Regions from separate parts of the Homo sapiens genome. Here region 1 is linked to region 2. The links are chromatin contacts, found by Hi-C in ENCODE. All regions are on one chromosome and are shown on one strand. Each heading gives the region's core, a stretch centred on a gene start or an enhancer-like site at or near the end of the contact. The rest is flanking DNA. Distances are from core to core; before and after follow the strand shown.

Evidence for each region. A loop is a pair of places that touch in the nucleus more often than their neighbours do. Pooled maps may share reads with other maps.
Region 1: a loop to region 2 is called in a pooled map, with 5 times the contacts of the local background. The contact joins the enhancer-like site here to the promoter of RBM11 in region 2. A Hi-C loop is called at or near these places in 5 of 50 pooled maps.

Annotation. Positions count from the first base shown.
Region 1 is chr21:15,509,462-15,515,598 of GRCh38, reverse strand. No RefSeq gene overlaps it. Among named protein-coding and RNA genes, the nearest start is that of USP25, 220 kb to the left of the region's middle. Within about 2 kb of position 1,283, at least 6 of the 41 ENCODE cell types and tissues checked have a DNase peak (open chromatin) inside an H3K27ac peak, as active enhancers do.
Region 2 is chr21:14,212,416-14,217,792 of GRCh38, reverse strand. It overlaps RBM11 (RNA binding motif protein 11), which reads right to left and starts at 1,636. Exons shown (of 5, transcript NM_144770.5): 1 at 1,511-1,636. The coding sequence starts at 1,606. RefSeq lists a silencer at 1,590-1,819.

The DNA of each region.
Region 1 (6,137 bases), core at 34-2,533, 1.3 Mb before region 2:
TTTTTAAAGTAACTAAATTAAACTAACATTGACTCTGAGTGTCCTGAGACATTTAAAACAATGTATACGTTTAGGAAAGGATTATTGTTGTGACAATCGTAGTAAATGTGATGGTTTTGGAACTGAATAGTTTCATTGCTCTGGGGCTATCTTTGATAACTCAAGTAAAGAGAATAATATTTGCTGAAAAGTTATAGATAGGAATTTAGTGTCTATGAGAGTTGAGGGAGAGGTAGGAGCCGATTAATAGCATTAGTTTGAGTGGCATAGCCAGGATATTTGAAACATCCTCCTCAGAGTTCTTTTAATACTCTTCAGGCCTGACCTGAACACACAGTACTTGTCCATCTGCAAAAATGCAGATTGTTAATCTTTGCCGAACCCTTTCCAGTTACTGAAGAGAAACGTCCAAAAAGTATAGTGATGCCCCAATTATTTAAACAGATTGAAAATGATTTTGGAATTTAGACTTCCTAATATAATTATTTAAAATGTTAAAACAGATTATAATGTCATAGATAGACTATCAATCACTGTCACGGTCATTATGTTTAAAAAATCCTTATTGTGATAGAGAAGTATAATTAAGTGTTTACAGGTAAAACGTTCCAGTGATTGAGACTTGCTTTAAACATCGGTGTTTGGGGAATACATGAAATGAAACTGTCAAGATATTGGCACATGGGGCTCATTACTTATTGTCTCTACTTTTGAGTAGGTTGGACAAATTCCATAATAAAAATGTGAGGAAGTCAACGGTGATGATATGGATACTAGCACATTTGGGTTCTAGATAGAATGGAAACATTAACTAGTGGATAATCTCACAAGAGATGAATTATTTTGGTATATTGTGCTGTTTACATTTATGAAATAGGGAAATAGCAGCTAAAATGCCTTTCATAAGATCTCAGAGAGTTAGGTGGAGGACGCTGTCTTTCCCAGTGTTGATCAATACGTGTTGAGCAGCCTTACGTGTTGACAGAAGAGTGGACCCTGATCCTGCTAATGTAAATAAAGTCCATTGCAGTCCAGGGAGGAAAATATTCACACAAACAGATAATTACAATACAATGTCATAAATGCAAAGGAAGGCCATAGCATGTTTGAAGTGGTGATAACCACAGGAGCAATAGCATGAAGAACAGGAAATACATGCACTGCTGAAAAAGAAACAAGCAGTTGAGTGTTGCTAGAGTTTCAAGCGTAAGGTAGGAGGAAATGAGAATGATGGAGGCGGGGCAGGCAGAGATCTTTATTCTGCAGATGGTTCAGATAACATCAGAGTCAGGGAAGACAGAAGTCTGTGGCAGTCAACCAGGCGAGAGATGATGAGGACTTGAACTAGATTCAGATTAGTTTGAGTGGAACTTTCATGGGGAGAAGAGTAGGAAGGAAAGAGGATCTCAGATTAGGGTATTTTTGTAATAGTGGGTTACAACAGCATGTTAAGCGTTCCCTGCTTCTCTCTTCCTCCCCTCTCACATCCCCTTTTTTACCCTTTTCTTGTCCCTCTCTTACCTTTCTCTTTCTTTTGTTGCATCTTGGGCAAATATTTAATTAAAACAATTTTAAAAATAGTAATATATGCTAATGGAACAGAACTCAAAATACAAAAGACACATAATTTAAAATGTCTGTCTTCCTTTTCCCTTGCTTCTCAGCTGCCCAGTTCTCCTCCTTCAGTGGAACCAGCTATTGTTCCTTCCAAGGTTCTTGTGTATTGCTTCAAAGGTACTGCATGCACTTGCAATCACACATAACACACTTGCAAAGACTTTCAAAAATAACTTTCATGGAGACTTTGTGTACATACTTGACAAGTTAATTAGCATGCTAGCTGCACTAGATTAAAATTCTATTAATTAATTTGATGGGTCATTTGATTATATAGCTCTAAAAGGAAGCGCGGGCTTTTTCTTGAAGACAACAATGAACTCATCAAGGATATTCACATGAATAATCTTTGGAAAATGAAAAATATTAAATTAAACTATCTGAGCCCATCTTTTTCTAATGGATCTGAAGACTGTTAATCTAATATCTATCCAGAGTATCGATTAATCTTCATAAAACCTCAGTGAATACTCTTTTTTACTGTTAAAAAAATCTGCTCATGCAACAACATATTACCCTGCTGAAAGGTCTCTATCCTAACTGAGCAATAATTGAGACTCTAAATAAATTTGTTTTAGTTTTTTAAAAAATCAAAGAAAAATCCTTAACCTTTCTTCAGTGGTAGGTTGTGGCACATTCACATAGTGAAGCATTCCAGCTTTTATTTTCACCTTATGTACACTGCAGTGAAACTCTTACTGCAATAATTCACGGAAGAGCAGAATATATGATGCTTTCATAAATAAGTATTAGTGCATTAGTCTTGTCCCAGTCCAAGCCAGATTTTCCTGGCTGCTTATTTCCCCAGGTGGCCAGAATAATACAATCCCTGATATAAAAACTCAACGGCTTCAGATACATATCTGATCAGAAGTAACACTTTCATAATGTTTTTGCATTTCTGTTGGCGAAATATGGTGTAGTGTTTATATAACAGCCATAATAAAATAGCCACATGCATGATTAGAACAACTGTGTCTTAATATGTGGTTGTATTTTACTTTATAAAAAGGATTCCTTAGTAAGCACTTGCTCAAGGAGTAAGTCCTTCAAATACAGAAAAATTTAGACTAAAAATAATGATTATGGCATGTTTGAATGCCAGCTTTTTCCTAATATGATTTTCAGTACTTAGAAGCACGTTGACAGAATTAAAGAGAATATGAATTCCTAAAAATATTAAGAACACTATATCAAATTATACTTTTCCCCCAATAGGAAGCTAGCTAACATTCTCCAGGATGTCATAAGTCTCTTATATTTCAAGCAGATGCACTCCAATTTATTGAGTACCCAAATAATGTTTAATGTTATTTTACAAAATCAGTTTGTTTTTATATGTTGGGTCTGAAATTATGTTATTAAACATAATTTAAATGTTATTCTGAATTATTTAACAATACTCTCTGCATTAATTCTCTAGAATATGTTTATCTGTTTCATTCACTGTTGTATCCCAAAGATTTAGAACATAGTAAGTGCTAAATGATATTTTAAAAATGAACAAACACAGCATTAACTATAACCCATATTTCCATTAGAGTATCTTCTCAATCACCCATTGTACATCTTTTTACAACCTTGATTTTGCTCTTTGCTATTTCAAACTATATAGCATAGGATTAAAAAATAAAATTGAAAAAAATTTTGGCTTCATTAGCTCATTATATTCCAGCTGCAGGAAAGCTAGTATAGAAAAATATTAACATTTTAATGGTTTAATTATTTTCCATACTTCATTTTCCTAGTTCAAGGTGATGGTAAATATGGAAAAAGCTATGGATTCTAAGAAATAAATAAAATAGAAATAGAGATAGAGAGGACTAGACAGCTAGATCATGAGTCACAGGGGCCGAGACATTGGTACTGGGAGGGAGAATCTTGCTTATGTGTCATTAGTAGGCCTTTTAAAACAAGGTGCCCCACACTACTCCATGCATTTCATCATATGCTAATGAAGAGGTGCTTTAATTAGGAAGATAATAAGTGATTCAGAGGGTGAGAAAAGAAAGCAAGGATTCCAAACCATTGGAGCTAAACACATGAAGGGTCAGCTACCGAGTGAGAGAAGGCCTGTGGCACAGGGCAGAGAGCAAGTAAGCTGCATGACACTGCAATAGCAAGGAATGGAAGGCAAGGACAGCGTACTCAATGAGAACTCACACCCACAAGGGTTAGAATATCACAGGGCCATGCTGGGCCTCCACCCTGACCCATAGTATTAAGCCGATTTACCCTCTTTTTATTGTCAGAAGAAAAGCAGATTACCTCAAATTTTGGAATGAGTCACTAAAATAATCTTAAATTTATTATTCACACTATCGGTTTAGTCTTAAAATCTGTAATAGTTTTTTGACATTCCTTAGAGAATCAATGGTCTGTCATTTGATATAGGAGAAAAAACAATAGTCCTGCTCCTAAGGAAACTTTGCCAACACCTTGACTATCAGGACACTGATCATTAGTAAGAGCTGAGCTCGTTTAGAAGAAACAGATGAAAAATGGCATATAAATGTTACATATGACCATAAATCAACAATACAGCATATCTCCTAGGTCTCCTTTTTCATTCTGTTCTTACTCATGCTTTCTTCTCCCAGGCACCCAGAGAAACTATTTGGTGTAAGAAGAGAATACAATATTAAGGCATGATGAATACAAAGAAGATTTCTATTTTTAAGAGGGAGGTATTGACTTTCATCTGCATCTTGATTTAATTTTTGTTCTGGAAAACAAAGGTCTCCATAGGAATTAGTAGTGAACCTCTAGAAATACACTGGATGAAGACCGCTAAGCCAGTGCTACTCAAAATGTGATTCATAGCCTGATACCTGCTTCTGAACTGATACTGGATCGCAATAAGGTAAGTATAGAAATGAGAATAAACATTTAGAAATTTTCACAGTAATTTGGCAAAGTTTTTGTCTATTGAACTTAATCATAAAAAGTTGAGACATTTTATGAATGTCTTTTTCCATTTTTTTCAGGGAATTTTCTCTTGCATAAGTACTGGATTAGCACTTACCTATCTTTTGATTAGAAATATCAAAAATATCTTGCCAAAGACCTTCTTTTGAATACTTCTAAATATCTACAACTTTGCATATTATAAACTTCCATTTCTTTATGTTTTCTCTGCTATTTTACAAAGTAAACATACCTTAAATCTGGAATGCCTTTATATATTTTGGAAGGATTTTTAAAAATTCAGTCTTATGAAATTTAGAATTGAAACCATGCCTGTAAGGAACATTTTACTTTTGTATCAATAAACATTTACAGGTGATTGTGGATGGAGATAGTAGTAGAAGAACAGAGTCTGTCTGTACTACTCTTAGTAAACTACTAGGTTATAAATTAGGTCATTGACAAATATCGACTGACTATGCCAGGAAAAATTTCTGCACACTAAGTCATTAGAGGGATCATGTTAAGAGAAACAAATAAAACTGCAAATAATTGTGGACCAAGATCATTTTGTCAAATTGAAGTTGGACACAGGATTATGTGAGCTGAAGGAACATTTCAATAGCTTACAGTCGTAAGATGGAGGTGTGGGAATGGACACTGGTTATCAGCAAACATGAGACAACTTCAGTATCTACGGATCAACTGCCAAGGCCCACGTCCTCTGCCTGAGCTACATTCAGTCTCCAGAGACTGGGCAGCAGACCACCAGGAACTGCTAGAATATGTTTTTTGAAAACTTTGCATATTACCTGCCACCCTTGTTAGCTTTATAATTTAATTTAATTTAATTTTTTTATAATTGACATACAATAATTGTACTTATTTATGGAGTACATAGTGATATTTCAATACATATAATGTATAGTTATCAGTGTAATTAGCATATTCATCATCTTAAACATTTATTATTTCTTTACATTGGGAATACTCAGTGTCTTTATTCTAGCTATTTGAAACTATATAACATATTGCTATCATTCTCCTTCTAGTCACATTTCCCCTCTTCTTATTTTTGGCTGATTTTCCCCCTGACCACCTATACACTGCCTCAAATCCCCATTTGAAAGCATACAAAAAAATCCCTTTTTTCACCCTTGACACTTTATTGACCCTCTTCTTGATGTGACAGGAACCAGACTCTTCCATAAGAACATAATTTTGCATGTAGGAATTAGTTTTTTCCACATGTCCAATATGTCAGCCATCCACTTTTATCCCCAAGGCTGCTTTCACGGTGTTATTGCATTAGCATTATGTAAAAATCCCCACTAATTTGAGATTATTTCATCAGGTTATACTATTCTCTAGCCTTCATTTTTACTGTCACCTACTGATCCGGCCACTCACTCTCACAACTTCAATAAGTTAGAGTCTAACTCATTTTTTAATACTCTTAACTTCACGTCCTACTCCTTTAGCCACTCTCTTGCTTGAATACTTCATTTCCAGCAACGTTGCTGTCTTTAGTAACCCAATACTATGAGCACACCCAGATGTTGTCATCATTTGAAACTGTCCCACCTCTGAAACATTAACTCTGAATGCCCAGC
Region 2 (5,377 bases), core at 387-2,886:
TCTTCTGGAGAAAAATAACTCTAAGTTTACTTTATATTTCTTTCGGTTTTTGTTGTTGTTTTTTTTAACTTAATATAGTAAGTTTTAAATGATACTGAATGAAAAAACAGATATGGATTAGAGTTCATAAAAAAGGAGGCAAGTTTAAAAAGATGAATTAAAAGGATGAACCTAAAAGTCTTAAAATCAATAATATTTTTCAAATAATAAAAAAGTTTTACGTCCAGGAAAGGAAACTGTATTCCTGGAAAGAACCCTCTCTACCAAATTGTATCTACAATTAAAAGAGGGTTGCTTTAGTTAAGTTTCGAGACAAAAGTAAGTCCTTTCACAACCAAATAAAGGACCCCTTTGACCCATTCAATCCTGAAAATTTAGTTCTGTAATTGCCTCCCTCGGAACTTTCCCTTATTCTGATAGGAGAAAGTAACTATTGATTTCTCTTGATGTTAGTATTATTACTAATAATAACAGCAGTACCATTAGCAGTAGTAGCGGTAGCAAACAGCGAGTGCTAGACTCAGCTGTAGCCATTTTACCATTAGGCCACATATTCCGATAGCCACATTATACTGCAGATACTACTACTCTCTTTTGACATATAAGGAAACTGAAGCACTGAGGAATTCATTGACAGGCTCAGAGTCACACTGCTGACCTCAGAGTTCGCACGCGGAACCACTTTTCTATCTATGTCCCTTCTCTTTTTATAGATTATCGTAAACATTGTAATTTTAAGTTCTCCCTGTTAGGAAGATAAAAGGATGTCTCGTCAATTTGTTTTCCCAGCACCCTCAGTATTTGCCCCGTAATTCCGGATCATTACACGGTTAGGGGAATGGCTGAATGAGTGTATCTTTTTGGCAAGTGATACCTAGCTGTATAGGACAATACGATAAGTGAGCGTGTATACAGGACACAGCAGGCTTAATCCTAGAGGTACCAGATCTCAAAGTTTCCGAAGGTCCTCTTGGTATGAATTAAAGGGCCTTGTCCAGGGAATCACCTGGTCACAGTCACGGTAAGTTGGCTGCCAAATCATCTCAAATCTCACTTTTCATGCTGGAATAAAAATACTGTCCGCATAAAAGGGCTTGAAGGAAGGAGCAAGGTGTAAAAGGAAACATTATAAAAGCGACCCCTCTCCTTTTGGGGGATGTCAGGCGTGCTTACTACTTGACGGAGAACAGTGACCAGGCTGTTTTCGGTTCTGCCCGCGCACACCCGAGGCCCAGGCAGCCTCTGGGAAGCCCTTAATCAGAAACGGGGGTTGAAGGAACCACGTCCCTGCCCAACCCCAGGACTCTGCAGCGCGGATGGGGATGGGGAACGCGCCCTCATTTCACTCCCCAGCCGCTCACCTGGAGACAGGTGCGCCAAGAGGAAACGAAATTAAAACCCCTGCTCAGGATGGGACGGAAGGGGGCCGGGCTCCGGGTGGTCCAGGTGCGCGCTATGTTTCCGGCCCGACGTGCTCCGCCCCTCCGCCGCCCCTTCCCAGAGACGGTACCTGAAGGAACAGCTCGTACAGAATCTCTTCCCGAACTCGGGCCTCTAAATTCCCAACAAACACGGTCCTGTCGGCCTCCTCCTGAGCAGGGAACATCCTCCGGTCTCGGCCGTAGAATGAAGTAGGAGCTGAGACCCCGCCCCTTCTCCGGCTTTACGGCGCCGCCTGGGTGAGGGGGCGGGGCCGGCGCCGGGAGCGCGCGCTGGGGGCGAGGCATGGCTCCAGGGCCACGCCCCCAGCGGACTTGGGGTACCGCCCACCGCACTGCTCCCTCGCCTGGCGTAGGGCTGGGCGGTGGGAGAGTGGGTGAGAGTAAGAAAGATGAATGCAGAAAGGGCTTTACTCTTTAGCTAGTGGGGTGGCTTCCTTTTTTTCTGGCACATTAATTGATTTTGGATTTATTCAATCAACATTTTAAATAAAGTCACTGTAGAGATGATTTAAATTGTGGTAACTTCATTGCAGAAGCTCCCAGGCAAATGCGGGGAGATACATTTCTTTGGGTCCAAAGAATAAATGAACAAATCATGAAGATATTAAACTATAAATAATTTTTGAAAGAATCGATGTTTGCATGGATGTGGATACAACAGAAAACTAGAATTAAAGTTTATTTTCCTAGAAAGTGCTCCCTAGATGAGTTTTTGAAACTGGTCGCAGAGGTTTTAAGTGGACTCCAAAAGGAACTTGAGAAAGCAAATACCAAGGGATATACTGGTGAGAGTGAGCCAGTTTTGTGTCTAAGCCAGAATTTTTGAGGATGGCAGCTAGGGTTTGTGTCAGGATCCAACGGCTGTACTTTGTTTCAGGGCTATACTTTGTATATGGTGTACCAGGCTAAAGGCTTAGTTCTTTCTTGGGGATAATTTTTGTTTTTAATAAAAGTCTTATGAACAATAAAATTACAAGAAAGGAGAAAGAAAACTTAGAATCTCAATACTTTGATAAATCAGCTGTCAACTGTTAACTTGGCTTCCTTTCTGAAGCTACCATACGTCTACATAGGACCTTGAGATCATCTCATGAATATCATATAGGTGATCAGAACATTATTTGACCTTTAGTTTGGCATCGTGATAAAATTTCATTTTGAATTGAGGAAGCATGCTTTTATCTGGTTGATGGACCAAAAAAAGTCATCTTTTCTAATGAAAAGGTACACATTTTAGGAAATCCTAATTTCTAATTGATCTCTGACATTACATAGTTTTATTACTTTGAACAAGTAATTTCTCTTTGGAATTCGGATTCTGTTTCTTAAGGAATGGATTGGACTAAATATAGTTACTTCATTTAATAGGTATTTTCTGAATGCTTAATTCTTGGAAAACAAAGGGAAATATAAAAGTCTGACCTCCTAAAGCTTATACTTTGGGAGAGACAGCCTTTCTACCCTCACAAATATAATATAAATGCTAGTAACTTCAGTAGTTACCTTCAACTGATATAAGTCCTGTCTCCATTTTTTTTTTTCCTTTTTCTTTCCTCTATCATCAGTAGAGTTGCGGTACAGTAAGAAGGAGTTAAGGAAACACTCATATTGTAGGCAAATAAATATATGTTGATCAAATGAATGGATACTTGCAAGTCTCTGTTATGTGTAGACCTCTTGATTTATTTGTATTCATTTACTTCATAAATCTCATCAAAGCAACATATTTCCTCCTTGAATTCCCCTCAGACACTTCTTATATGCAAGCTGTATCTTCAGGTTTCAGTTTAAACCATTGCATGTATATGAGTGCGTATGCTACAAACCTTTAACTACACTTGTAATTAATGTTCATATTATATTGTTCTATTGAAATTTGCATCCTTCTTTGTCTACAAATGTGCATAATTTTGGTGTTATAATATCCTCTTCTGGCCGTACATAAGTTTATAGTGCTTATAATTCTAGAATACTTAGTTAATATTATAAACTCTGAAAGTCAGCTTCTGTAGTTAGCAATTTTTTCAGAATATGATCTCAATATATCATTTTTCTAATGTAAGCATGTTCTGTTTCTTAACTCATATTGAATGCATGCATGGTAATAAATCTAGTAGTAGGTTAAAAATAATTCACTTCACTTTCAGTATTTACTGTACCATTAGTCATATATCAGGTTTTAATGGGTTAAATACATGTAACACTCTATAAAGAGCTAGCCTTTCTTCATTTATATCAGGATGTCTGATGTCCCTAGCTGAATGAACATATAATAAATGAAAATATATGTATATATACATGTATACCTCTGTATGTCTATATATGTATAATTAGAGCTCATTTCTTTATCTTCTTTTGCCCAGCCAACTTTTTTTTTTTTGAGATGGAGTTTTGTTCTTGTCGCCCAGGCTGGAGTGCAATGGCCCAATCTCGGCTCACTGCAACCTCCGCCTCCCAGATTCAAGCAATTCTCCTGCCTCAGCCTCTGAGTAGCTGGAATTACAGGTGTGTGCCACCATGCCCGGCTAATTTTTGTACTTTTAGTAGAGACAGGGTTTCACCATGTTGGCCAGGATGGTCTCAAACTCCTGACCTCAGGTGATCTACCCGCCTTGGCCTCTCAAAGTACTGGGATTATAGGCGTGAGCCACTGTGCCCGGCCCTGTGCAGCCAACTCTTACTCTCTTTTGTAGTTAAGCCCAGGCAACATGTCCTGCAATGCTTCTCTGAACTCTGCCTTCCAAATTAGCTGGCCACTCCACTTGTGTGCTTCCATAGTTCCCTAGGTACACTTCTGTCAAGTCCTTCTCACTGGGAACTAGTATAGAGTAAATATATTTCAGTACCTAAGACAATCTTTGACACACCTGTAGGTGTATAATAAATAGCTATTGAAAGAATACAGATTAAATAAATTAATGTCTTTACTTTGTATCCCCAACAACAAAGTCTGTGCCTGGAAATCAATAGGTACTTAATAAAAGTTGCATAAGTGAATGAACAACTGAAACAGAAGGAAGGAAGGAAGGAAGGAAGGAAGGAAGGAAGGAAGGAAGGAAAGGAGGTTGGCCAACTACTATTAAGGGATTTTATTGGATGCTTTTTTAAATTGAACTCATTTTTGTCTTCACTTTTTTAAACACTTATTTTGTCTTTATTCTGATTTTTTCTGAACCATATTTTTGTCAAGTAAATACAGTTTTTCAATTGTTTTATGTGTATTAGATGTTTATTATAAATAAATATTGTTAAAATTTAAGGAAATAAAGTAAAAATTACTGACAAATTTATCATGCAGAGATAACTATTTTGGAGGAAAACCTTCCAGACTTTGAAATATATATATATCACACTTTAGGAAAATATATATATATATTTATATATATCACACTTTAGGAAAATAAAGCATGCTATATAATACTGTTTTTTAGCTTGCCCTCTGCCCTCTAAAACTTTTTGTAATGAAAAAGGTGTAATGAAGGCCTTTTACACCAATAAATACTGATCAATCTGTATCATTAGTTTTAATCCACAGTAGATACCTAATTAGACTAATCTCTCATTGTTAGATTTTATATTGCTTTCATTTTTTGACTGTTATTGGAATGGTGAGATGAATGTCTTTGCTCATATATTTGTGCACATGTAGGCCATTTGCCACATAAAAGGACCTTGGATGTGTCTGTAGGAAAGTGTCTTGGATTTCTGTAGGAAGTATCTTTGTTGCTTAATTGCTGAGTCAAAGGGTAAGATTGTTAAACATTTTGACACATTGACAAATTAATAAAAGGTTGTGACAAAATATATTGTGATAAACAATGATTTTCCATCTCAAACACTAATTAACTCACTTGTAAAGTGCTTGAAGAACGCCTGATACATAGGGCTCAATAAATTTTAAATCTTCATCATCATCATCACATCATCATCATGAA